Regions from separate parts of the Homo sapiens genome. Here region 2 is linked to region 1. The links are chromatin loops, found by intact Hi-C in ENCODE. Cell type or tissue: endothelial cell of umbilical vein. All regions are shown on one strand. Links, peaks and the distances in the headings refer to the core of each region. The heading gives the core; the rest is flanking DNA. Region 1 holds the start of ANKRD9 (ankyrin repeat domain 9). Region 2 overlaps TECPR2 (tectonin beta-propeller repeat containing 2).

Region 1 (15,168 bases), core at 3,756-11,755:
AGGGTCCGACCAGGGAACACCTCCGCCCCTGCAAACTCTCTCCGACCATGGCGCAGTTCAGCGGCGCTCAGTCCCCAACCCATGTCCCGGCCCCTTCCCCGCCTCGGGCCCGGAAAGTGATCTTGCGGACGCAGGGACCCGGCGGGTCGGGGCATGTGGGTAGAGGGCGCGCCCGCGCACTGGCCGCTGTCACCCTTGGGACTGCCCTGCACTGTGCGACCTGGGCCGGGCCAGGCCCTCCGGTCTCCGTTGCCCCTTCTGACTCACTGCTCTTCAAGCTGCAGCAAAGTCACAGCAGGCTTCGCCATGACCATGTCAGCCATACCCCTTCTGATGGTCACCTAGGTAGTTTCCAGGTTTTCCTTATTAAAGATGCAGCAGTGACTCTATCTCCCTAGTACTTGGTATGCACTTGTATTCTCTTCAAAGCTTTAATAATGAAATAGACATGAAATATAAGGCTGGGCGCGGTGGCTCACGCCTGTAATCCCAGCACTTTGGGAGGCCTAGGCGGGCGGATCACGAGGTCAGGAGATCGAGACCATCCTGGTTAACATGGTGAAACCCCGTCTCTACTAAAAATACAAAAAAAATTAGCCGGGCGTGGTGGCGGGCGCCTGTAGTCCCAGCTACTCGGGAGGCTGAGGCAGGAGAATGGCGTGACCCGGGGAGGCAGAGCTTCCAGCCTGGGCGACTCCGTCTCAAAAAAAAAAAAAGAAAGAAAGAAAATACAAAATTCAGCTAAATTCTTTTTTTTTTTTTTTTTTTTTTTGAGATGGAGTCTCGTTCTGTCACCCAGGCTGGAGTGCAGTGGCGCCATCTCGGCTCACTGCAACCTCTGCCTCCCGGGTGCAGGTGATTCTCCTGCTTCAGCCTCCCGAGTAGCTGGGATTACAGGTGCCCACCACCATGCCTGGCTAATTTTTTTTTGTATTTTTAGTAAAGACGGGGTTTCACCATGTTGGCCAGGCTGGTCTCAAACTCCTGACCTCAGGTGACCTGCCTGTCTCAGCCTACCGAAGTGCTGGGATTCCAGGTGTGAGCCACTGCCCCCGGCTGCTAAATTATTTTATGAAACATTAAATAATTAAGTCAGTTGAGGTGGCTCACACCTGTAATTCCAGCACTTTGGGAGGTTGAGGCAGGAGGATCGCTTAAGCTCAGGAGTTCAAGACCAGCCTGAGCAACATAGCAAGACCTGGTGTCATGTCTACAAAAATAAAAATTAAAAAATTTATTTTTTGTGTGTGGTGGCCATGTGCCTATAGTCCCAGCTACCTGGGAGGCTGAGGTGAGAGGATCACTTGAGCCCAGGAGAGTGAGGCTGCAGTGAGCTATGATTGCACCACTGCACTCCAGCCTGGGCAACAGAGCAAGACCCTGTCTCAAAAAAAAAAAAAAAAAAAAAAGCAAGAGAACAAAATCCACAGCAGTGAGCATTGTATTGTATATGTAACTTAGTACACAGGCAGGTATTCACCTGTGATAAGATGCCTACAGAAGGATCTGCCGGGCCCCCAAGCATGTGAGTTTTCCCTGCTGGTGGGGCAAGTGCCTGAGTCCTAACCCGGCCAGCACGGGCTTTCCCAGTCTACTCAGTTTTCGCCAGGAGCCTGTACACGTGCTGATTCCTGGCAAAGCTGAATGTCTATCTCCACGTGTCTGTTGGCCAGCATGTGGATAACCTATGGTGCCCTCGCCCATCTTCCCCCGGGCCGATCTTCCAGCTATGTTGGGGGCTCCCTGCACACTTGAGACGCCACTCCTTGGCTATACATGCTGGACCCTTCGGCTCCCAGGATGTCCCTTGTCTCCACTGGTTTTGTCCTGTCTTTGGTCTGTACTGGCATCCCAAAGCTGAGCCTTGAGAGACCAGCTGATGGGGCTGCAGACGCGGTGGGGCAGAGCCCAGCCTGCCACCGTAGGAGGGAGTAGTAGTGGCTCCTGGTGCAGGTGCCAGTCTTAAAGGCCAGGTGAGCTTTGGTCTGGTCTGGCCAGGCAGTGGAAGGACAGAACCTGCATGAGGTGGGGCAAGTGTTGGGACACCCCCAGGCTCTCACCCGGTCCTAGCCACTCCGCATGCTGGCCTTGCCAGTCTTGCCACATGAAACACCTTCCCTCTGACACCCAAAATCCACCTGACCCATGTCACAGATAAGTGACTGGTGCTCAGCCCAGTCCCACCACTGGTGGGTGGCTGATTAGGCGGGATCCAGCATGTCTGGTGCCAGCCCCTCCCTGAGGAAGCTGCCTGCCCTCCTGCCTGCACCTGTGGTGCCTTCCTGGCCGCGGCCACCTGTCCCATCCCAGTTGCGCAGATGGCAGGCTCCGCAGGCCTGGCTGGGTGGCAGGGGCTCAGGTCAGAGAGGATCTCAGTGTAGTCAGCAAATGAAGCCCTCTCCTCCAGCCCCCTCCCCACCATCCACCCCTTCCTATTCTCAGCAGATGGCCTTGAAAATAGAAGCCACCAGAGCAGATGTCTCCGAGCACCTTTACCTGTGCCCTCCTCTGTGTCTGTGCCCAACATGCTGCCCCCCCCCAAGAAGAACTGCCCATGTCGCCAGCCCAGGGTACCCCTCACGTGTGGCAGGCCCCACTCCAGCCGGCCTCCTCCAGGTTATCAGCTGGCCTGCATCGTCAGCGTTTTTGCCCATCAGCGCACTGCACACATAATGGACACACAGGACACACAAATGCAGGCTGCAGCATGCTGCCCACGCACACGCATGCACACACAGCGTGCCGCCCATGATGCACAGATGCATGTGTGGGCCTACCCACGTGTCTGAGTGCACATACATGCATGTGCACGTGTGTTATCTCCACCGTTTCATTCTTTAAGCCTGCCCCTTCCTCTCCTGTCCTCACAGCTCTATCCCGCTCCCCGCTTGCTCCTGAACTCTCTCCAAACAGGTTTCTCCCCTAACCCCATGACATTCTGTAAAGGGCACTGTGACCTATGGACCGAGTTTTGCTCTTGTTGCCCGGGCTGGAATGCAATGGCGCGATCTCAGTTTACCGCAACCTCCCGCCTCCTGGGTTCAAGCGATTCTCCTGCCTCAGCCTACCGAGTAGCTGGGATTACAGGCATGCACCACCAGGCCTAATTTTGTGTTTTTAGTAGCGACAGGGTTTCACCATGTTGGTCAGGCTGGTCTTGAACTCCTGACCTCAGGTGATCTGTCCGCCTCGGACTCCCAAAGTTCTGGGATTACAGGTGTGAGCCACCACATCTGAATCTGTCCCAGCCGACCGCTCCCTTATTTTTGGGACACCTTGGCTTCGGGAAGCCCTGTGCCTTCTTGGCCCCAAGACCCTCTCCCACCTCCTTTCCTGGAAGCCCCGGCTGGGGCCTCGGGCCTCTCACCTCCCATCCCTGGTGCCTCACACTCCAAGCGCCCTCTTTATACTCATGACCCCATCTCCAGGGCCATGGACACCTCTTGGCTCTGCCATCTTCCAGGTGCTCAGCTTTCCCCTAATACCCGGGAGGCCTCCTAGATTCTCCTCTTCTGCTCACACCCTCACCTATAGGTCAGGGGCCTGGCAGGAGGCGGCACTTCTCTCCAGGGACCCCTGGTGCCCTCCGCCTGCTCCAGCACAGTTGGCTTCAGTGGCTGCGGCCTCTCCGTCTCCCTGCAGTGCATACTCAACTAGAGTTGTCGAGAAAACCTAAGCCGGCCATACCACCCCTCCGAGGGCCCTTCCCACTCCCCAGCGTCCTCACACACTTTCCGGGGCCTCTGTGCTTGCAGCCCCAGCCTCCCCCTACTGCCTGTGGCTCCCTGCCTGGGCACACACAGACCCCTGCCCTGGTGGGACAAGCCCTCCCAGAGGAAGAGGAGTGTGCCTGGGTCAGGTCCCAGCAGGAGCATGATGGGGTCAAAGGTCAACTCCTATCCCAAGATGGCAAGACCCCCCTCCGCCCTCCACCTGGGGCTTCCTAGGTGTTTGGAAGTCATGCTCTGCCCATTCCCCTGCCCCAGCCACCCTCCCCGCAGCCCATCCTCCCTCCCTGAGGAACCTGCCCCTTCACAGCTGTTCACACGTCCCTGGGCAGCCTCTAGTGCAGCAGCGATGCCATGAAACCACCGTGGAGGGCACCATCAGCCTTGGCACTGCTGCCTTAGGAGGTGCAGCATGTCCACACTCATGCCCACAGGGGACAGCTTTCATCAGAAGACACTGCAGCAGAGATGGCGGCTGCAACCCAAAGCAGGGGGTTCCCCTGGGGCTGGATCTAAAAGTGACCTCAGGAGAAAAAGGCAAGAGGCTGAGGTGAGGCAGTGCTGTGGAGCCCCATGGCAGGGAGTGTTACTATGTCTGCTGCCACTTGCACTTACAGTGGGAAAGACGCACGCGGACTCACACTGAGGCTGGCTGGGGAGGGAGGGGACAGGCACGCAGGGCTTCCGATCTGCCGTGTGTTGCTCCTTCAACTGGGTCCCGGGCTCCCAGGCATCATGATGCTCTTTGTATGTGTGTCTAAAATAATTCACTAGTGAAACCACTTCCCAACCCCTCCACTTGGGCCTCAGGGGAAAATCCAGGATCCTTGCCGGGCATTCCAGGCCCCATGGGACCTGGCCAGTCAGGTGGCCTCTGCAGCCTTTGTGTCACACTCCAGACCTTGGCCCCTGCTTTGCCCTCTGCCAGAAATGCCTCTTTCTGCCCATCTGGACTTTGTGGCTATGTCCATGTCCACAGGAAGCTTCTAGGCAGCAGAGAAACAGGGTCAGACTTGGCTTTTAGAAAAAGGTCTCTGGGGCAGGCAGATCACTTGAGGCCAAGAGTTCGAGACCAGCCTGGCCAACATGGCAAAACCCCGTCTCTACTAAAAATACAAAAACTAGCTGTGAGTGCTGGTGCATGCCTGTAATTGCAGCTACTTGGGAGGCTGCAGCATGACAATTGCTTGAACCTGGGAAGTGGAGGTTGCAGGGAGCTGAGATTGCACCACTGCACTCCAGTCTGGGTGACAGAATGAGACTTTGTCTTGGGAAAAAAAAAAACCCTCTGGGATCCCCAGTGAGGAGGGCAGGTCAGGGCACGGGGGCAGGGAAGACATCAAGGGGTGGAGAGAGACCCGCCCTGAGGCCCAGTGCACAGCCTGGCATCCACTGGTGCCCTTTCACCCTCATTCCACCAGTAGCCATGGAGACGGCTGTATCTCAACTCCAGCCTTCGAAGAGGGCAAGAGAGCAGGGGAGCCTTGAGCCACAGACAGCCCACATGGGCACCATCTCCCCAAGATGTCCCCCAGGGTTTGGGCTCCCAAAGGCCGATTGTTGACTCCAGGACCTTCACTCACTTTGCTCTCCCCACCATCGTACTCAGAGGCATCCAGAACCGGCAGATGGGAGAAGCCCTAGGGAGATAGGCCTAGATACAGGAGGAGACATGTGGAGCTGAGGCAAAGGCGGGTGCGGATGCCAGGCCCAGTGCCCTCTATACCCCTACTCCTGCTGACAACCTGGCTGCTGTAAGCTTGGCAGTTGCCATGGACTCCCTGGGAGAGATGGCGTGGCCTGGAACGTCCCCCGCCCTGAGGTGGGGCAGGGCTGGTGGGGTCTGGTCATCCCCCTGGTGGGTCCATGCATGGCAGCCTGGGCAGGATACATGTGAGTGCCTACCTGGGCTGGGGTGGCCTGACCCTCTCTGGGCCTCACAGCTTTGTCTGCCTCATGGTACTGTCCACCTGGCCTCTCAGGACTGCTCTGTGGCGTGTGTGCTTAAGGGATTGAGCTCGTTGGGCTGGGGACAGAGGCCTGCCTAGGTCTGTTGAGAGGGCCCAGGTAAGACTTCCACCCAGACTGACTGGCTGGGGCACACAGAGAAGCCAGGACAGGGCTGATTGTGTGTGCAGGGGCGTGCCCTCTGGACGAGGCCCCTCCCACCGGGGCGAGGCAGAGGCCTTGCTTGGTTGGAGCGGAGTGGGGGAGTGGGAGGGTCTCCCTGGTGAGATAGTACTGGAAGGGCAGGGACAGCATTCTAGGGAAGGAACCAGAAAGAGCCCCTGCATGGAATGTGGGGATTTCACCATGAGACCCCGGCTGCCTGGCCTCTGAGAACGTGTGTGGGGGGATTCCAGGTGGAAGGTCGTGTCTGGGAGGATGGGTGGGGGGTTGAGCAGTCATTGCCCCTCTCCAGATCTGCGTCCACATCTGTAAAATGGGCCTAGAATTCCCAGCCGCTGGGGGCGAGTGAGGCCATAAATTAGTTGAGATGGACCCAGGCTCCTAAGCCCCCTAGGTCATGACCCCAAACCTTGGAACCCCCGACGGAGACGGTGGGGGTGGCCGAGGCCCAATCGAATCTATCCCGCCCAGATGTGGGAAGAACCGCAGGGCAAACCCCCGGCTTCCCTCCTGGCCGCTCCTCTCTTTGAGGCCACCTCTCTGAGCCCTGATTTGCTGGCGGGTGAACTGGGGATCATCGTGTCCACTGTGGCTGGTGGTCGTGAAACGAAGTGGAAACATGAGTGTTGAGGCCGAGATGGGCGCAGTGCGCGCTCCTAAACAGCTGTCCCCATCCGTCCGCCCCTCCCTCCCTTGCGCGGGTCAGCTGGAGCGGGGGCGCGCCAGGCACGACCCTGGCCGGGCAGAAGGCGGTGGAGCCCTTAGGGGTCGCGGCTCCTACCCCCGGCCCTCCCATGTGCAGATGGGGTAGCAGCCTGGAGGTTTTTCCCAAGGTCACGTAAGGTCAAAGAAAAGGGGAGCTGGACGCGACGAGGAAAGTCACGCACGGCGGAGGGCGGGCCACCTACGCGCGCGCCCGAGTTCGCAGAGCAGCGGCGCCCTCCCGGGCTAGGGCAGCTCGGAGCTCGGAGCCTTTCTTCGCCCGCAGCTCGGGTTCCGGGAGCCCCGCCCCCGCCCATCAACGCCCCGCCCCTTTCGCCACGGCCCCGCCCCTCCTCTCCGTTCTCCCCGCCGGCGCTCCCTCAAGTTTCTCCGAAGTTTTCCGCGGGTCCAGCGGTGCGCCCCGCCCGCCGGCCAGTGACGTAACAATGGTGCAGCGCGGCGGCCAATGGGTGGTGGCGGGGGCCGGCGGCGCGGGCCAATGGCGGCGGCGGACGGTCCCGCTGTCCTGCCTGGCCGGGGCCGCACTGCGCCGCCCGCCGCCCGCCGCCCGCCGCCCGCCGCCGGCGACGGCACCGCCGCCCTGCGATCCGGCCGCGGCGGCTCAGAGCGCGGCTGCGGCGGGCGCGGGCGGCGGTGGCTCCCTCCCGTGCGTCCGTCGTGGGACCTTTGCCCGCTCGCCCGCGGGGGACAGCGCGCGCTCCGGTCCGCGGCAGGGGCGGGGACGCCCGGCCTGTGGCCCCCGCGCCCCCCATGGTGAGTCCCCGTCCCCCGCGCCGCGCCCGCGGCCGCCGCCCCCTCCTCCTCCGGCACACGCGCACGCAGGTGCAGCCCTCGCTGCGCCGGCCACCTGCGCGCGGACGCCCCGCTCGGCCCCGCGACCCTCCGCCGCCCGACGTCTGGCCGTGCAGGCCGGGAGGGGACGGGTAGGAGGTGGCGGGTGGCCCCGGGCGCGGCGCTGCCTTCGATGGCCCAACCCCCTTATTCACGAGCCGCGGCCGTGACTCTGCCCGGTGACGTGGGGAGGCCGAACTTTACGTAACCCGCCCGGCGCCCCACGCGTGCCGGCACAGGGCATATCTGGGGCCCGGAGGCCCAGGCTTGGGGAAGGGGCTCCAGTCACGGTGTTGCCCACGGGCCACAGCCTACCCGCACCGCGCCGCTCTCTTTAACTCAGTTACTGCCAGTGATAGTGACCCAGTCAGTGTGTGTGGACGCGGCCTGCCTTCTGTCCCAGGCCCCTTGTGACCAAGGGCTTACCCTTGAAAGAAGGCAGTAGGGAGGTTGGGACGGAGCCAGAGGTCAGACGCCTAGGCTCAGGTCGGGGCTGGGGACTCAGAGGGCAGGGTCAGGGCCTAAGCTCGATTGCCTGTGGGTTGGGGGTCCCCACCAATTCTGGAATGAGCCCAAACTGAGACGCAGGGGACCTGAGTTCTAGGCCTGGCTCTGCCGTGGCTTGCTGACCTTGGAGAATTGGAGAAGCTTGTGCCCTGCTGGAAAGTGGGATGGCAGTACCCGCTTCATCTAGTAGTCGGGGAGATCAAGAGAGGTATGGGACCTGAAGAGGATGGCAGACTGTGCAGTGCGGTGCACACCGGTCTCCAGGTTGTTTTCACCCTCCTATCTCCTCCCAGGAGCTAACGTGTAAGCAAACATGTTTGGATAGAGGGCTGGTGCCACGCCCCAGGCTCACCCCGCCCGCACAGCCGTCGTCCACCCCTCCCCTTTCTTACAGATAAAGCTGAGGCTCGGCCAGGGACTGTGATATACCCACATCCCCGGAACTAGGTGATCGCGGTGCAGGAACCAGGTAGGTCTGAGTCTGGATCATGCCTCTGAACAGCCCAGGAAGAGGCTCCAGGGGCCTCCAAGTGGTCTGGGGTCGGAGATCAGGGTCAGGGTTGCGCTTGGGCTGGAGAGTGGATTTGCCTCAGCTTGAGATGTGGGCCCAAGCTTTCTCATCCCCTCCCTGGCCTTTTCTTTATTTGGGGTCGTATGAACCTGGCTTAGGTGGGAACAGAAGCTCTTCCAGTGGGTCCCTGGGTTGGAGAGGGGAGGGGAGATTTGAGGGCATGGGCAGCAAGGGCATTTCCAGCAGAGGTGCCAGAGAGCAAGTCAGTTTCAAGGAGGGAGAACAGGTACAGCTAGATCAAGGATGGAGGCGGTGGTTCTGGGCGTCGGAGAGATGGAGCTGTAGGGTGACTGGAAGGGCCTGGCCGAGGCTGGAGGTAGGTACAGGCCTGGTGGGCCAGGACCGGAGGGGCTGTGTGAGGGGCAGAGGGGAGTCCCCGGGCCTCCCCAGTTTCCCCGCGCCTCACCGTGGCCTCTTCCTTTCCCCGCAGGTGTGCCTTCGCGGGATCCATGCCTTGAGGCCCAGGAACGCCCCGCCGCCAGCATGCCGTGGGACGCGCGGCGGCCTGGGGGTGGCGCGGACGGCGGGCCCGAGGCCTCGGGCGCGGCGCGCTCGCGAGCGCAGAAGCAGTGCCGCAAGTCGTCGTTCGCCTTCTACCAGGCGGTGCGCGACCTGCTACCCGTGTGGCTGCTGGAGGATATGCGCGCCAGCGAGGCCTTCCACTGGGACGAGCGCGGGCGCGCCGCCGCCTACTCGCCCTCTGAGGCGCTGCTCTACGCGCTCGTGCACGACCACCAAGCGTACGCGCATTACCTGCTGGCCACGTTCCCGCGGCGCGCGCTCGCACCGCCCAGTGCCGGCTTCCGCTGCTGCGCGGCTCCCGGGCCGCACGTGGCGCTGGCAGTGCGCTACAACCGCGTGGGCATTCTGCGCCGCATCCTGCGCACCTTGCGCGACTTCCCGGCCGAGGAGCGGGCGCGCGTGCTGGACCGGCGTGGCTGCAGCCGCGTGGAGGGCGGTGGCACGTCGCTGCACGTGGCCTGTGAGCTGGCGCGCCCCGAGTGCCTCTTCCTGCTGCTGGGCCACGGCGCCTCGCCCGGTCTGCGGGACGGCGGCGGCCTCACGCCTCTCGAGCTGCTGCTGCGCCAGCTGGGCCGCGACGCCGGGGCCACTCCCTCCGCCGCCGGAGCCCCCGCCTCAGCTCCCGGGGAGCCGCGCCAGCGCCGCCTGCTGCTGCTGGACCTCCTGGCGCTGTACACCCCCGTGGGTGCCGCCGGCTCGGCCCGCCAGGAGCTGCTGGGCGACCGGCCGCGCTGGCAGCGGCTGCTGGGTGAGGACAAGTTCCAGTGGCTGGCGGGCCTGGCGCCGCCCTCGCTCTTCGCGCGCGCCATGCAGGTGCTGGTCACCGCCATCTCTCCAGGCCGCTTCCCCGAGGCCCTGGACGAGCTGCCGCTGCCCCCATTCCTGCAGCCGTTGGACCTCACTGGCAAAGGCTAGGCCCGGAGCACCCTAGGCGCTGGATTTTGGGACAAAACTATTTTTCAGAGCGTTGTACCGGCACTTTATATATATTGATCTCTGTACGGCACAATCTCTGCCTCATCTGTCGCATGCACTGGGGGCTGGGCTTGGATGGTCAGGTGAGTTCCAAGTGGCAGGTTTTCTGGGTGCAGCTGGGCTCGGGCCTTCAGCTCGCTGTCCAGCCCCTGAAGGGAGTGAGGACTAACCTCCCACCTTGATCTAGAGCCTCGGACAGGTGTGCGTCCCAGATGGGTGACAGCTGAGTGCCGCAGGAGCTCGGTAGGTGCAGGGGTGGGGACTGGCATGTCCAAGCAGCAGGACAGCGTATAAAAAGGCCTGGAAGCCAAGAGAACGAGCTCTGCAGCGTAGGGTTCTCACGGGAGGTCCTGTGCGGTCAGCCTTTTGCACCCTGTGGACTCCGGGCCAGGGAGGGCACACAGGGCTGGCAGGCCCGCGGTGGCTGGTGTTGAGGCATGAACAAATTGTACCGGGTATCCCCCACCCCACTCTGACCACCAGTTCCTCCTTGGATATCACTCCCCCTGACAGGCAGCCCACCCAGGCCTGGATTTGTCCCTGTCTCCCCCTTTTGCTTTTCCCCCATGACTAATGGGCACCAGGTCTTGCTGCTCCTGCTTCTCACCTCTGCAGTGGCAGCAGGCCCCTGGCCCCAGGTGCATGCCGGTCAGTGGGGTTGGATGTGCCTTCCTCCAGGCCTGCCCTCTGTCCAAGCCCGGAGTGGGCTTGGTGGGCTCCCTGGTGGCCCCCAGTGGGTGCCAGGTGGTGCCCGGGGTTATTGAGGGGTGGTTGTATCACTGTAGGGACAGGCTTCTTGCCCCAGCCTGGAGAGCTGTTTTCTTCAGGAAGGTTCTGGAGATGGAGACTTGTTTGCGAATTCACCACAACTCCAGGCTGGGAGGCTGGGTCTCCGCTCTCAGAGCCGAGACACCAGGGAGGATAGCCAGGCTGCCCTGCCTGGGAATTCTGCTGGGCCGTCAAATTCAACCCGCACCAACGTGGGCAGGAGGGCCACAGTGTCCTGCCAGGAGCAGAGGGCTGAAGGTCTGCAGGAGGAAGAACCACTATCCTGGTGGGGGGCACCTGCTGCCCACCCTGCCCCCAGCGTGCCTGGGGGGAGCACACCTGGGCATGGAGGAGTCCAGGGTGCTGGGCCACACAAGAGAGGTGGGGGAGAGGCCTGGACAGTAGGAAGATCTTGCCCAGGGTCCTGGATCCGCCACTCTGGGGGTGACCTTGGACAAACCTCTGCCTTGGCCCTCAGTCTCCCCATCAAGGTTTTTCCATTCAGGAGGTTTTGGGCCATCTTCAGCCACCCTACCAGCCCTGAAAAGGATGTGACTCCTGTTTCTGGGAAGTGTGTGGTGTGTTAGGTGGGCCTACAGCCCTGGTTGTGGGGAGGGAAGGATGGAGAGACAGCACAGTGACAGAGCCCAGACTGCAGGCTGGAGTGAGGGTTCCACTTCCCCGCTGCTGTGTGTCCTGGACCAGTGCCTCTGAACCTTGGCACTTGGGGCAGTGGATATTAACATCTTTCCAAGCCCAATTCTTGGGGCATCAGGGCCTCCGGTCCTCTGGGAGGTGGCAGGTCCTCAGATTGGAGATGCCATGGGGGGGGGAGGTGCCTCTCCTTTGGAGGGTATGGAAGTGGAGACAGGAGTGGCCTGGCGCAGCTGCCGTGGTTCTTAGGGGCTGGGCCCGGGGAGCCCATGGGGCTTGTGCCTAGAAAGCCTGGGCTCCTCACTGGGGTCTAGATGTGCAGACTTCATGTCTCCCCAGCTCCAGCTCTGTTCTCTATAGGTCAGCCTCCACAATGCCAGAGGCCCAGGGCTAGCCCCCTCCACGTCCCTCCTAGATCTACAGCTGCCCCTTTGATGACAGCGCCATTGAGTCCCCTGGGCTGGGGGGGTCATGCAGGGGTGAGGCAGCTGCCTGCCGCCGGTACTCATTGCCTGGCCAGGCAGGACACAGGCTGGCGGGCACTGAGAGTGGGCCCCACGAAATCCATTGTCAGGTTACCAGGATGAAGAACCCAGGCTGGTCGTGGAGTGCAGGGCGGGGCCTGCCGGAAGAATTATGGGCACTGCAGCAGGAGGGCAGCCTGGGCCATTAGCTCCTGATGTCATCGATTTGGGTGAGGGGACAGGGAAGTCAGAGGAAGCTGGCCAGTGGCTCTCACGAAGACTTACAGCAGCGGAGTGGTGCCTGATTCCTAGTACAGCTGCTCCCACTGAGTCTCCAGGGATCTGTGGTTCAGGACCCCCTGCAACCCCCTCCCAGACCCCTGTACTGGTGGGAGGAGAGGACCTAGAGGAAAGGTGCTGGGCAGATAAGCAGCCGAGGGAGGCCCTGGGTTTAGCTTATCAGTCTTCTGGGCCCTCCTGCCCCAGGAAGGGCAGCGAGGACCATGGTGTTGCCCCTGTCATCGTTATCGTCCTGGCCATGAGCTTGCAGGACTGGGAGGGCCGGAGTCAGCCAGGCAGACGGCAGCACAGCATTTGCCTGTTGGCAGGTGGCCTTGGTGGCTTCCCAAAGGCAATCGCTCCACGCAGAACAAAACTCACTTTTTTGGGGGGTGAAGCACCTTGGTTCATTTGTTTAGTTCGTTAATTCCAGCAGTCTGTTTCTAAGGGAAACATGGCTGCAGCCGGTCCTGCCCCTCCACCCACCCACCAGGTGCCCAGTGTTCCCAAGGGCCCCGAATCCCAACCTTATTCAGGCGTCAGCATCTCTGCACCCCAAATGCCTGTTAGGGAGGATAGTGAAGGCTGAGCCCTCCTGGGCTCATCAAAAGCCAGCAGTGAGAGAACACCCCCATCTCTCTGAGGTGACCTTGTAGGGCAGTCCGTGCTGTCTGGCTGGCCTGGGTGAGGTGGGCAGGGACCAAGGCCTGGCGCCTGGGCCTCGCTGGCCTTGCTCTGCGTGCTGACTTCATCCTGATAGTACCTTGATTTTCCTACTGTGACTTCCCCTTCTGTCGACTTCCTCACCAACTTTAAAATTCCGTATTGAGAGCAGTTTCCTAAGTTACCTCAAATCCTATTCAGAAGAAGGTTCTTCCTGGAAGTTGGGAGGGCGGAAAACAAGTTTAGTCACAGAAGACTACTCCATGTTTGAGCTTCTGTTTCAAGGGAAGTGAGTAACTGCCGGAGGAGCCCTGCCCCTCTGCAGTGTGTGGTGTTGCCCTGATACTTTTCAGATTGAGGTGTTACTTACATGTAATAAAATGCACAGACTTAAGTGTATACTTTGATGAGTTCTGATGAATGTCTACATGTGTGTAATCACCACTGCAATCAAGATGGAAGGAAAGGCTGGGCGCGGTGGCTCACACCTGTAATCCCAGCACTTTGGGAGGCCAAGGTGGGTGGATCATGAGGTCAGGAGTTCGAGACCAGCCTGACCAACATGATGAAACCCCGTCTCTACTAAAAATAAAAAAATTAGCCAGGCGTGGTGGCAGGCACCTGTACTCCCAGCTACTCAGGAGGCTGAGGCAGGAGAATTGCTTGAACCCAGGAGGCGGAGGTTGCAGTGAGCCAAGATTGCGCCATTGCACTCCAGCCTGGGCGACAGAGCAAGACTCCATCTCAAAAAAAAAAAAAAAAAAGATGGAAAGACAGATTTCTATTGGTGATTCTTAAAAGTAATTTATTTATTTATGTATTTATTTATTTATTTGAGATGTAGTCTTGCTCTGTCATCCAGACTGGAGTGCAATGGTGTGGTCTCAGCTCACTGTAACTTCCGCCTCCTGGGTTCAAGCGATTCTCCTGCCTCAGCCTCTGGAGTAGCTGGGATTACAGGCGCTGGCCACCACGCCCGGCTAATTTTTGTATTTGTAGTAGAGACTGGGTTTCAGCATGTTGGCCAGGCAGGTCTCGAACTCCTGACCTTGTGATCCGCCCGCCTCAGCCTCCCAAAGTGCTGGGGTTACAAGTGTGAGCCACTGCGCCTGGCTCTTAAAAGTAATTTCTTTCTGCTTATAAAATTCATGTTCACTGTAGAACACTGGGGATTGAGTAGAGAGGTCCGGCCACGATGCAGGGAAACACTGTCTCAAGCGCCCCACCGCCCCACATGGTCCCCAGAGACAGGGCCCCTAAGCGCTCACGTACAAGTAAAGGCGCTGACTGAGTGCGTCATCTGCACGCATACAAGCACTGCTAGCATTCTGGCATATGTTTCTTTCAGCTTTTTTCTGTGCAGATATATATTACATTTTTTTCTGTGTATATTTATATATATATGAAACCAGATCAGTTACACAATTTAGTATTTTTTTAACCTTAATGTAGTATAAGCATTTCCCCCATTGTACTTTGTAAATATGATTTTTAAGAAGTCATTGGTGTCTACTTTGTGATATTTGACTCAACCAGCCTTGATAACAAAGAGTAGTTAGAGACAACTGAATTTTTAAAATGTAAATCTGCTTTATTTTTGGAATAAATAATACATTTACATGGCTGGAAATTCAAAGGATACAAAAAGGCATATACTCCAGGCAACCACTATGACCAGCTGCTGATCACAAGTAGAGAACTTGTTTCTTTTCACCCCTCTTGCTCCTCCCCGGAGTTATGAAAAATTTCAAACCTGCCAAAAGTTTGAAGTTTACAACAAATACCCTCCAACGTTTGGGTTGTCTCCCTCCCCCTTCTCTCCCTTTCTCCCTCTGATTTCTTACAGAACCACGCTTTCATGACCATGCCCGGGAACTTCACGCTGGCGCGGTGAGGTCCTGCGCCTCCGCTTCCTGCACACACGTGCTTCTTAATAGCTGCAGGCTATTTCATGAGAGGAATTTGCTCACGTTAACATGGCTGTTCCCAAATGCCAGGCTGTTTTAAGTGTTTCCTAATTATAAACAGGCTGTGCTGTTTCCCTTGACCTAGGACTTGTTCTTGAGGACAGAAGTGGAGGTGGCGAGATGCAAGGCCTACGTACGGACCGGCTTCCCCAGTAGGGCGGCGCCAATGGGGGGCTCCCAAGCTGCTCCCATCTCACCTCTGCTTCCGGGGTGCTGGGGGTTTGGGCCAGTGTTCCTTCTGCTTTTGTGAAGGGCCCTTACACTCGACTCGAAGTGCTCCTCCTATTGGTTTTTAATAAATATATTTATGGAAAGCTTTATGAATTTGCGAGTCATCCTTGTGCAGGGGCCATGCTAATCTCTGTATCGTTGCAATTTTTGTATAC
Region 2 (11,039 bases), core at 1,724-9,723, 71 kb after region 1:
AAGAGATCCTCCCACCTCAGCCTCCCAAAGTGCTGGGATTACAGGCAGGAGCTGCCCTGTCCGGCCGCTTTTTTGTTGTCAAGTTTAATCAACATAAAGTGGTTAAATTCTGCCTAAATGTAACATCTATCTGAAAACAGTTTTAGACACTCTTTGAAAACTGAACAATTCAGAATTATCTGGTGTCCCAATGTAGCTTAAGAAGTTCTAAGAGAAGAACACAAAAGCCAAGAGCAGGAGAGTGGCCAGATGGAGGCCCAAAGGCTGCAGGGCAGAGCAGCTCTTCCAGGCAGAGGGCTGCAGCGCTGCTGGAGTTGGCAGGGACCTGAGGCCTGCAGTCGTTCCTGCAGAGAGCTCCAGCACGGCGGCTCCTCTCTGCTCTGACTGGGTGCGAGGTTCCACTAATAAAATGAAACCCCGAATTTCCCAGATGAAATCTGAGGTCTGTCAAACTGCAAGGCAGTGGCAGGCCAAAGCTCAGGGTCCCTGGCTCCCTGTCCAGGGCTCTCCCCTTGCCTCCTTGTGTTCTGTCAATAAAGTATGTCTAAATGAGCTCAAAGGCTATTCCCAGGGGAGCAGACAGACCAACTGTCGCCTACAACCCTGTATTCCTTGACCTTAGGCCTGCAATTAGGTCTCAGTACTCAAATATGCTCCGTGACTAATCACAGACGCACCTATAGTATTGCAGTCCTTGGGTGATATTTCCTTCCACTAAACTAGGTGGGAATCACCGGCAGGACTTCTTACACGACACACTCCTGAGCAGTCTCCAGAGGGATTGGACCTAATCCAACAGGTCTGGGTGGGGCCACCTCATGTGAAATCACTGTCCTGGTGATTCCTCTGGCACTACTGGTTTAGAGGTCACTCGCTCCTCACCCCCAGGCCAGAAGCACCTCCTGTCTTCCCCATGACCAAAGCTCAAATGTCCTGGCAGCTTAGATGTGCATGTGCCTTGACAGAGCTACTTTCATTTAAAGAAAGACACAGGAACTAGGCTGGAGAGACCTGGGCCAGCATATGGCCTATGAAGCCAGCATGGCTGTGCACCCAGGCCAGAGGTTCTTACACAGCTAGGAGAGAGCCAGCTGTGCAAGAGCTTCAACCTGAAGACTCATCCCCAGCTGACGACTCACAGCAGTGATTAAAACATGCTCCTGAGGCCGGTGGCTCACGCCTATAATGCCAGCATTTTGGGAGGCTGAGGCGGGCGGATCACAAGGTCAGGAGTTCAAGACCAGACTGGCCAACATAGTGAAACCCTGCCTCTACTAAAAATACAAAAGTGAGCTGGACATGGTGGCATGTGCCTGTAGTCCCAGCTACTCGGGAGGCTGAGGTAGGAGAATCGCTTGAACCCAGGAAGTGGAGGTTGCAGTGAGCCGAGATTGTGCCACTACACTCCAGCCTGGGCAACAGAGCGAGATTCCGTCTCAAAACAACAACAACAACATTCTCCTGGAATCAACAACATTAAACGCCTGGAAGACTGATCTTTACATAAATCCAACGTGGCCTCTGGACAACTGACGATAACTCCTGCCCCACAGTCCTTCCAGATACTGATAAATCACATTGCTGGTGGAAGATCCTTCCCCATTCTGCTGACAGTAAACACTGACTGTCATTACAGCTTATTTTTAATAAGCAAGTCCCACTGTGCCCTTCCATCAGCTAAAAACTTCCCTGAGGGCAGCTTCCTGTGACTTGCTGAACTGCTATTTTTGTTTTGTTTTGTTTTGAGACGGAGTCTCGCCCTGTCACCAGGCTGGAGAGTGCAGTGGCGCGATCTCAGCTCACTGCAAGCTCTGCCTCCCAGGTTCAAGTGATTCTTGTGCCTCAGGCTCCCAAGTAGCTGGGATTACAGGCAAGCGCCACCACGCCCAGCTAATTTTTTGTATTTTTTTTTTTTTTTTTAGTAGAGACAGAGTTTCACCATGTTGGCCAGGTTGGTCTTGAACTCCTGACCTCAGGTGATCTGCTCGTCTAGGCCTCCCAAAGTGTTGGGATTACAGGCATGAGCCACCACACCTGGCCTGAACTGCTATTTAGAGCAAATTATGGCCTGGTGTGGTGGCTCACACCTGTAATCCCAGCACTTTGGGAGGCTGAGGCGGGCAGATCACTTGAGGTCAGAAGTTCAAGACCAGCCTGGCCGACATAGTGAAACTCCATCTCTACTAAAAATACAAAAAAATTGGCTGGGCGTGGTGATGGGCACCTGTAATCCCAGCCTGTGATCAGGAAGCTGAGGCAGGAGGATCACTTGAACCCAGGAGGCAGAGGTTGCAGTGAGTCAAGATGGCACCACTGCATGCCAGCCTGGGCAAGAGAGCGAGACTCCGTCTCAAAATAAAAAAGAGCAAATTATTTCTTTTTTTTTCCTGGCCCACGGGTAAGTAAGTATATAGGAGCCGGGCTTTGATATGGCTGAAAAAAAAAATGCAGCCACTTAAACTTTAGCTTAAAGGGGGAAATGAATTTTATGTCCTTCCTCTGTATTCTTACCTCTTAAGATCTAACATTGTAGGATACGTGATATGCGGTGGTTGGCCATAGGAGAATAAGATTCTGTTTCTGTATCTCACCAAATAATCCTATTCATTTTTGCCCTAAATTTGTCCTGGGTTGAGTTTGTGTCAATGCAGGAAACTGCTAATACATGCCAAATGGCAAATACTCTCTTCCCAGAAGTGTCTTAATTCGAATGGATTTAGCCTCTTAATCATAGCGATTGTGGTAAGCATGTTACTAGCAAAGCAGGGTGCAGCAGAGGCAGTGACGGCAGAGCTGGCAGGCCTCTAAGCGTGGCCCGCGGTTACCTGTCTGCAAGTATAGGTCCCCACTGGTCCTGATGATCCAGGCCGTGTCATCGCTCAGGGCCACAAACACTGCCTGGGGCAGGGCTTCGTACCAGTGCCGCTTCCCCTTGATGGTGACTTTCCCACAAGCAAAAGCCCGGTTAGATTTCTGTTCAATCTTCCAGAGAAGGGCTCCTATGGAAATAAAAATTCTATTCACTGTCCAATAAATACTAGAATATATTTCTATACAAAAGTCTTCATGCTGGGCATTGAGGGGAGAAAGATTTCTAAAACACATCCTGTTCTGTCCCCCCAAGTGGGGAAAGAGGCCACCAGACCCAGGTTTGGGCCCTTGGCCACCACCCAGTGGCTATGCAGCTTCAGGCTCCATGTCACCGCCCGTCTCCAAGCTTCACTTTCCTCCTGGGCCGTGGGGATCATCTCCACCTTACAGGGCTGCTCTAAAGACTGCAGACGGAAGCAGATCAACCACATGGCCACAGAGCTGGGCACATGACAGGCGCTCCTCACACGGGAGGAGAAACACTGATGACATTATTAGGTTTGATAAGTCTCCAAATAAACATCCTAAGCACAACTAGTGCCCTAGGAGAGGCTGAAAAAGTCCTTTAGGGATTCAAAGAGAAGGATCAGTTCTGGATGAGCTGAATGGAAAAGGTGCACAGAAGGAACACACTTGCACTGAGTTGGCCTGTTTTCACTGTGAAGAGGACTTTGATGAAGAGATGGAGGAGGAGAGAGGAAAGGGAAGGCAGGATAGCGCTGCAGCTGGAGGCCTGGAGCAGGCCGACGCAGGCAAGGCAAGGGGCCACCAGTGATCACCGAGTGTCAGCTGGGCTGGACTAGAGGGCCTGTCGAGCATCTCTGCCTGTGGTGCCCCCGGCACAAGGGCTCTGCTGCCCACCAAGGACATGGGACTGGGCCCTGAAGGACGCCTCAACTGAGCAGGTGAATCTCATGGAGATACAGAGTTCCCGCTAGCACAGTGAGGGACCAAGGGGCCTGGGAATACAAGTAACTAATATAGTCAGGAATAGAACCAAAGTTCTAAAAGGCTAAGGAGACAAACCTGAAGGTAAATGATACCAACGAGAAATGAATTAAAACACACAACTGTGTAATGACAGCTTGTGGAGTGGGTTGTTAGCCAGTCTCTAAAGAAAAATATTTTTCAAACAAACAGTGAAAGCAAGCAAGAAAAACAACGCTGAACAAACTAATATTTTAAACAGTGACAGAGACCAGGGAGAATTAAGGGAAATTCATCCCGAAACACAGTGAAGTTACAGAGAACAGACAGGTCCCAAGCCACAGACTCAGCTTCGGCTTCGTCTGACTTCTATTCCAATGTCCTGACAGTAAACCAGGCTGCTTCAAGGCAAAAGTGTCCCCACTGGCGTAGGTGCCGACGTGGCCAACACAACCTTAAGAAAAAACAAGCAAAGCCGGGCGTAGTGGCTCTCACCTGTAATCCCAGCATTTTGGGAGGCTGAGGCGGGCGGATCATGAGGTCAGGAGATCAAGACCATCCTGGCTACCACAGTGAAACCCCGTGTCCACTAAAAAAATACAAAAAAATTAGCTGGGCGTGGTGGCGGGTGCCTGTAGTCCCAGCTACTGGGGAGGCTGAGGCAGGAGAATAGTGCGAACCTGGGAGGTGGAGCTCGCAGTGAGCTGAGATTGTACCACTGCACTCCAGCCTGGGCAACACAGCAAGACTCTGTCTCAAAAAAAAAAAAAAAAGAAAGAAAGAAAGAAAAAGCAAGCAAATGATTCCATGCAGATATGGGAGGTCTTCCAGCTCAGGAGAACATCGTTCAGGAAACACCAGCTCCAGTTCACTAACAATGGCCTAACAGCAGCATGAAAGAATGAATGGACTTTCCTTTTAGAGTCAGGGAGTAGACTGTTCACCCACAGCAGAGAGCTCATTAAAACAGAATTCCTAAAGAGGAAGCCAAATAATTGGAATATATCTAACATATCCATAGGCCCGTCTTCGTTAGTTCGGTTGCTTTAAAGCAACAATGAGAAAGAGAAACACGTATTATTTTTATGAAGAGTTAGTATATTAATATCCCTAAAAAAGTCCCTCAATTTTCAAACTTTTTGTCTAGCTTACAAAAATACGATCAGAGCTTACCATTGCAATTAATAAAGAAAACAAAAACTCAAACTGAACACCCATTTACACTACGAATTGACATCCAATGAAGCAATTCACGTTCTTTGGAGACAACCCCTCAAACGTTCCTGAAGAGGCAAACCTGGTGAACGCACGGCAGCGTGAGCCCAGAGCTGCTGCAGGGGAGCCCTGTACTAAGATGTCTGCACCCCGGGGGCGGGGAGCAGGAGCGGCGAGCGGGAGCAGGGAGCGGGAGCAGGGAGCGGGGAGGCGAACCTGAGGGCGAGACTGCCACCTGCTGGACAGCATCTTCAAACTTCTGCCAGCGCAGCCCGGCGCCCGGCAACGCGCTGCAGAACAGGCCGCCTTTGTAGTCCAGGCACCAGATATACTTCTCGGAGACCACCAAGCTGAGGATGCCATAGCCGGGACCCGAGTAGCCCATCCAGCTTTCTGCAAACTAACAAGGGAAGAGCCAGTGAGTTCTGTGGCAGAGGACACAGCCACATTTGGCTTACTGTTCTCAGTAAGAAAGGTGAGAGGATATCATTAACACGAGACGGTAAAACGGGTCAGCAAGACGCCAAGTCAACCCTTCTCCCAACCCCTGCTATCTGTGGACACCCCTCTACTACAAACCTTCTGAGACGCGTGCTGCTGTCTCCCTACAAAGACTCCCTGGAGTCCCTGGATGACATTTTCTCCTGTTCTAACACCTTTGCAAATGTAACGCTTAGAGCATCACATCACGTTACGAAGGAGCTGCTATTATTCTGCAGGCATACCTCACCTTACACAAAGAGCCAGGTTCTTCAACATTTGGATGCAAGTCAATTTTTTGTAGTCTAATCATTACAGAGGCACTGGATATATGGCACTACCACTGTCTTTCTTTTTTCCACCATATTTTCTTTTTTTTTTCCTTTTTGAGACAGAGACTCGCTCTGTCGCCCAGGCTGGAGTACAGGGGCACAATCTCGGCTCACTGCAACCTCCGCCTCCTGGGTTCAAGCAAGTCGCAATTCTCCTGCCTCAGGCTCCTGAGTACTTGGGATTACAGGCATCTGCCACCACACCCGGCTATTTTTTGTATTTTTAGTAGAGACGGGGTTTCGCCATGTTGGCCAGGCTGGTCTCGAACTCCTGACCTCAGGTGATTCGCCCACCTTGGCCTCCCAAAGTGCTGGGATTACAGGCGTGAGCCACTGTGCCCGACCTTGCTAGAATTCTTTTAAAAATCAAAGCTAAATAAAGTCTTTGTACTTTAATACTTTTCAATAAATGCAAAGAAGATAAATGTATTTGTACAGATACCCACATAGAAGTTAACTACTTCAAAGAAAATGGTGCCCAACTCTTCTCAATCCAGCCCTGCTCACCATGGCAAGTCTTACTTCCACACCGAACCTCCAAATAAAAACACACCATAAAATTTCTTGGCTTCCCAGCTACCTGGAGTGGGATGAGGAAGGGAGGAAGTTAGAGAGTCAGGGGCTCAAAGGGCCAGGATCCCTGTCACCTAAGTGAGGGCTTTCCTAAATTTCTGGCCTAGAATTCCAATACCCCACCCCACCGACAGTCTGCCTGGCTAACGCCCAGACATTAGGGGGCCATGCTGCTTGCGCTTCCTGCAGCCCTGTACTTTGCTCAGTACCCTCACCTGAGTCCCACTCAACTGCGAGGATGTGAACATGTACCTGGCTCCCCCTCAAGACTCTGAGGCTCAGGAAGATGGAATCCACAACTAGCTGCCATCTGCACTGTGGTCCCCAGCATAATCACAGAGGCTGACAGTCAAGGCCACTCAAGAACCACTGGGTTGAAAAGATAAATGCCGGATGACTGAATAAAAGGCCACCCTTGGCCAGGCACAGCAGCTCACACCTGTAATCCCAGCACTTTGGGAAGCCGAGGCAGGCAGATTGCTTGAGCTCAGGAGTTCGAGACCAGCTTGGGCAATATGGCAAAACCCCTTCTCTACAAAAAATACAAAAATTAGCTGGGCATGGTGGCACATGCCTGTAGTCCCAGTGACTCAGGAAGCTGAGGCAGGTGGATCACTTGAGCTTGGGGAGGTCGAGGCAGCAATGAGCCATGATTGCGCCACTGCGCTCCATCCTGGGTGACAGAGTGAGACCCTGTCTCAGAAAAAAAAAAAAAAAAGAAAGAAAGAAGAAAAAAAAGCCAGACTTATGGCGTTTTGTCTCAAAACAAGTAAGCAGCATGTTTCACTTCTGAGGCATGACAGCACAGAGGGTGAGTGAGGGGGTCCTGGGGCCCGCCCTTCATTTGCTATGTGACCTTGTGCAAGCTGTCTAGCTGTTCTGTGCTTCCATTTTCTCCTCTGTAAAATGGGGACAAGAAGAGTGCCTATTTTATAGTTCGTGTTTAGAGAAGTAAAAGAGTTAAACCTCTAAAGTGCTTTGTGGGATACCTGCACATGGTGAGCACTGACAAAGCGTCACACTGCTAGCACTGACAGAAGCCAGCGTAGACTGTGGAAAGCACACGTGGCTGTAAGTGCGCAGCCATAATTCATACCTCACATCGACAGTTAGTAGGAGACAGGGCAAGACACAGTTTTGAAACAAATATATCTAGTAATAATTACTTGCTAAGGGAAGTAGGCACTTTTAAAAAAATCACTTTTAATATAAAATGCTCAAGGACAGTTAAAAGTCATCTCCTAGTTACATGTGCTGGGTGGACCTACAAAGACTGGTTACTCCAAACTGGTTCCTGTACAGCTCGCAGGGGAGCCTTGGAGCCACTGTTCGGAGGTTGAGGAGACAGCAGTTCTGGAAATGGCCTCGTGCTCTTGCAGATGGTTCCTTGGAGGGGTGTGAGGAGAAGGACAGGAGACTCCCTGCCTCCAAACTGCTCAGAGCTTTCTCTACTCCACAGGTGGACAGTCCTCTGCCCACTGGTTTTCTGAGATGGCCCCAGGCCAATTCAGCCCTGCCCTACGATGGCTAACAGTAAGTGCCTACACCAGCCTGCACTTGTGGGGTCAGAGGAAACAGCAAGACGCTACCTTGGTTGGGGAGGCAGGTTACTGAGCAGGGTAGAACAGGTCAGAAGTAGTTCAAGCCATTCATAGTCCCTGTGCTGGAAATCCCCTGAAACCCAGACTTGAAAACAGAGTTGGCCTACGGATTTTGCAGTAGGAATAGAATTTCTTTCCATGAGAAGGAAAATAATCAGTCTTGACAATTATTACCCTTAAGAAAGAAGCCTCAGCTACTTTTCCCACCACCCGAACCCACATACCTGATCTGGCTTGAGCAGCCCGGCGTCCTCTGCACCCAGCCGGCTCAGGTCCTGCTGGGAGCAACTAGGTCCGAGCTCTGTCACACTCGTCTCTGAGGATGAAGAAGGAAGCCCGTGGGCATAGATGTCCTCCTCATCGCTGGACGTCAATGTCTGATCCCGTGGAGGCTGCTCAAGCCAGGGCTTGTGAGTGCTGGCTGCCAAGGCAGAGACCGGAGTCAGCTGTCCTCCCACACTCCCCAAGACACGTTCAGAAATGGGTATTTCTTTCTGACCTGTGTCATCATCAGTGACAGCATGCCAGAGATTTGTGCTGAGGTGGCCAGAGGCCTCCATGCTGGTTAGGATGTCCTGCTCTTGGCTGGGCTCCACGGGGCTGCCTTCATCAGCTCTGGTCCCAGGCAGCCACTGTTCAGCACTTGGGGCCCAGCTGAGGCTGGAAGGCACAGTGAGTGAGTTCAGGAGGGGGACTTCACAAAAAGTGCTTTGGGGGCCAATGGGTTGGATGTCTTCCCCATCATGCGCCCCAGGAGAGCTGTCCTGTTCTTGGAAGGGTAACTGTGTGCTATTTGGTCCATCATCTGCAGGACACGGCTCATCTCCGAGTCCCGTGACATCACTGCCTCCCACATCTTCCCTCGCTCCATTGAGCAGCTCCCGCCCATGTGCATGGTGACAGTGTGGCATTTCAGTTCTAATGTCATCTTCCTCAGCCAGAGAATCAGGCATTGATCCTGACACCTCCAGGACATTAAACGTTTCGGGGTCAGTATTTTCCTGTGGGACACCGTTCACTTCACCATTGAAGCTGCTTTCCTGGTCTGGAGACTCTGCACTTAACTGATCCACGCTACTGCCCAGGACACTTGAGGTCATCGACAGCAAGTCTGTGTTCAAGGACTGGGGACTGTCCCCAGGAAATTCGGAGCAGGGTGTCGATTCCAGGGAGCTGTGACAGGTGCTCCTGCTTCCACCTTCTAATTCAGAATAAGAACATTCAAAATAAGGCACGGTTCTATATGATTAGTAAGAGACTAACTTGCACACATATTTTTGGCTCAAGAAAAAAAATTTTAAATAAAGGATATTTGGTGAATGAAGAATAAACCTCTTAAGTACAAATAATCCCAACAAAGAGATGCTTTCTATGCATGCAAGTACTGAACAAATCCATGGGTTTGAGGGCAGCTAAGAAAAACCAGGGGACAAACTGAGATGTTCACCTGGGTCACAAACCAATTCCTTATAATTATTAAAATGCTTAGAAATCTAATAACATTTCCTTCAGTGTTGCAGTCATCTTAGCTAGAGAGGATTAACAGGAACCAAGGAGTAAAAGGTTTGAAAAATTCAGTGTTACACAGCCATAACAAAGAATGAAATCTGGGCTGTGCACGGTGGTTCACGCTCATAAGCCATCCTAGCACTTTGGGAGGCCGAGGCGGGTGGGCCACCTTAGGTCAGGAGTTCAAGACCAGCCTGTCCAACATGGTAAACCCCTGCCTCTACTAAAAATACAAAAACTTAGCTGGGCGTGGTAGTGGGCACCTGTAATCCCAGCTACTCGGGAGGCTGAGGCAGGAGAATTGCTTGAACTTGGGAGGCGGAAGTTGCAGTGAGCCGAGATCGCACCATTGCACTCTAGCCTGGGTGACAACAGTGAAACTCTGTCTCCAATAAATTAAAAAATAAATAAATAAATAAATAAATAAATAAAAATAAAGAATGAAATCTTGTCCTTTACAGCAACATGGATGGAACCGCTGGCCGTAATCCTAAGCAAATTAATGCAACAGGAACAGAAAACCAACAGCATGTTCTGACTTGTAAGTGGGAGCCAAACACTGAGCACGCATGGACATAAACATGGGAAGGACAGACACTGTGGACCTCCAGAGCGGGAGAGGAGGCGGCATGGGTCAAAAGCCACCTACTGCATACTGTGCTCACTACCTGGGTGCTGTATACCCATGTAACAAACCTGCGCATGGACCCCCTGTATTTAAAATAAAAGTTGAAAAAAAAAAAGAAAAAAATTCAATGTTAAATCCCATATTTGGTAGCATATTCAACACTAAACATAAAATGTCCCAAGTATTTACCAGCATAGATCTTCTGGTTTCCACAACTTTCCACCCAGGCTCACAGAATCTCTGATTTAATCAATGGTATACATGGATAAACCAACACTTTTTTTTTTTTTTTTTTTGAGACGGAGTCTTGCTCTGTTGCGAGGCTGGAGTGCAGTGGCGTGACCTCGGCTCACTGCATCCTCTGCCTCCCAGGTTCAAGTGATTCTCCTGCCTCAGCCTCCCGAGTGACTGAGATTACAGGCACATGCCACCAAGCCCAGCTAATTTATGTGTTTTTAGTAGAGACGGGGTTTCACCATGTTGGCCAGGATGGTCTCAATCTCTTGACCTCGTGATCCGCCTGCCTCGGCCTCCCAAAGTGTTGGGATTACAGGCATGAGCCACTGCGCCCGGCCCCGACATTTTAATTTAAATACTAAAAACTATGCCAGGCGCGGTGGCTCACGCTGTAATCCCAGCACTTTGGGAGGCCGAGGCGGGCAGATCACCTGAGTTTGGGAGTTCAAGACCAGCCTGACCAACATGGAGAAACCCTGTATCTACTAAAAATACAAAATTCGCTGGGCATGCATACTCGGGAGGCTGAGGCAGGAGAATTGCTTGAACTCAGGAGGTGAGGTTGCAGTGAGCCGAGATCGTGCCATTGCACTCCAGCCTGGGCGACGAGCGAAACTCTGTCGCAAAAAATAAATAAATAATATAAATACATAAATAAATATTGAA

Evidence for each region. A loop is a pair of places that touch in the nucleus more often than their neighbours do. Peaks named below come from ENCODE experiments on the same cell type or tissue, not always from the same donor. Only the 100,000 strongest peaks of a DNase experiment are listed, where the experiment ranks them.
Region 2: it touches region 1 in a loop (6-fold over the local background); 105 of 110 quality-filtered maps call a loop at or near these places.

Annotation. Positions count from the first base shown.
Region 1 is chr14:102,501,695-102,516,862 of GRCh38, reverse strand. It overlaps ANKRD9 (ankyrin repeat domain 9), which reads left to right and starts at 7,087. Exons shown (of 4, transcript NM_152326.4): 1 at 7,087-7,334; 2 at 8,017-8,222; 3 at 8,314-8,388; 4 at 8,921-15,096. The coding sequence starts at 8,974. The coding sequence ends at 9,927. LOC105370679 (a long non-coding RNA gene) reads right to left here and starts at 6,820. Exons shown (of 4, transcript XR_007064352.1): 1 at 5,312-6,820; 2 at 4,049-4,485; 3 at 3,529-3,632; 4 at 2,509-2,661. It overlaps TECPR2 (tectonin beta-propeller repeat containing 2), which reads right to left. Exons shown (of 20, transcript NM_014844.5): 20 at 14,386-15,168. It also overlaps the pseudogene RNU6-244P. RefSeq lists silencers at 8-57, 6,494-6,543, 6,704-7,143, 8,138-8,299 and enhancers at 5,080-5,723, 5,724-6,369, 6,370-7,013. In endothelial cell of umbilical vein, for the core only: no CTCF peak of the experiment used is centred there; a DNase peak (open chromatin) is centred at 6,962; H3K4me3 peaks cover 1,538 bases; H3K27ac peaks cover 780 bases.
Region 2 is chr14:102,432,396-102,443,434 of GRCh38, reverse strand. It overlaps TECPR2 (tectonin beta-propeller repeat containing 2), which reads right to left. Exons shown (of 20, transcript NM_014844.5): 9 at 8,224-9,200; 10 at 5,230-5,413; 11 at 2,826-2,999. Among named protein-coding and RNA genes, the nearest start is that of ANKRD9, 72 kb to the left of the region's middle. RefSeq lists an enhancer at 3,100-3,607 and a silencer at 5,277-5,326. In endothelial cell of umbilical vein, for the core only: a CTCF peak has its summit at 5,250 (motif pointing left); a DNase peak (open chromatin) is centred at 5,214.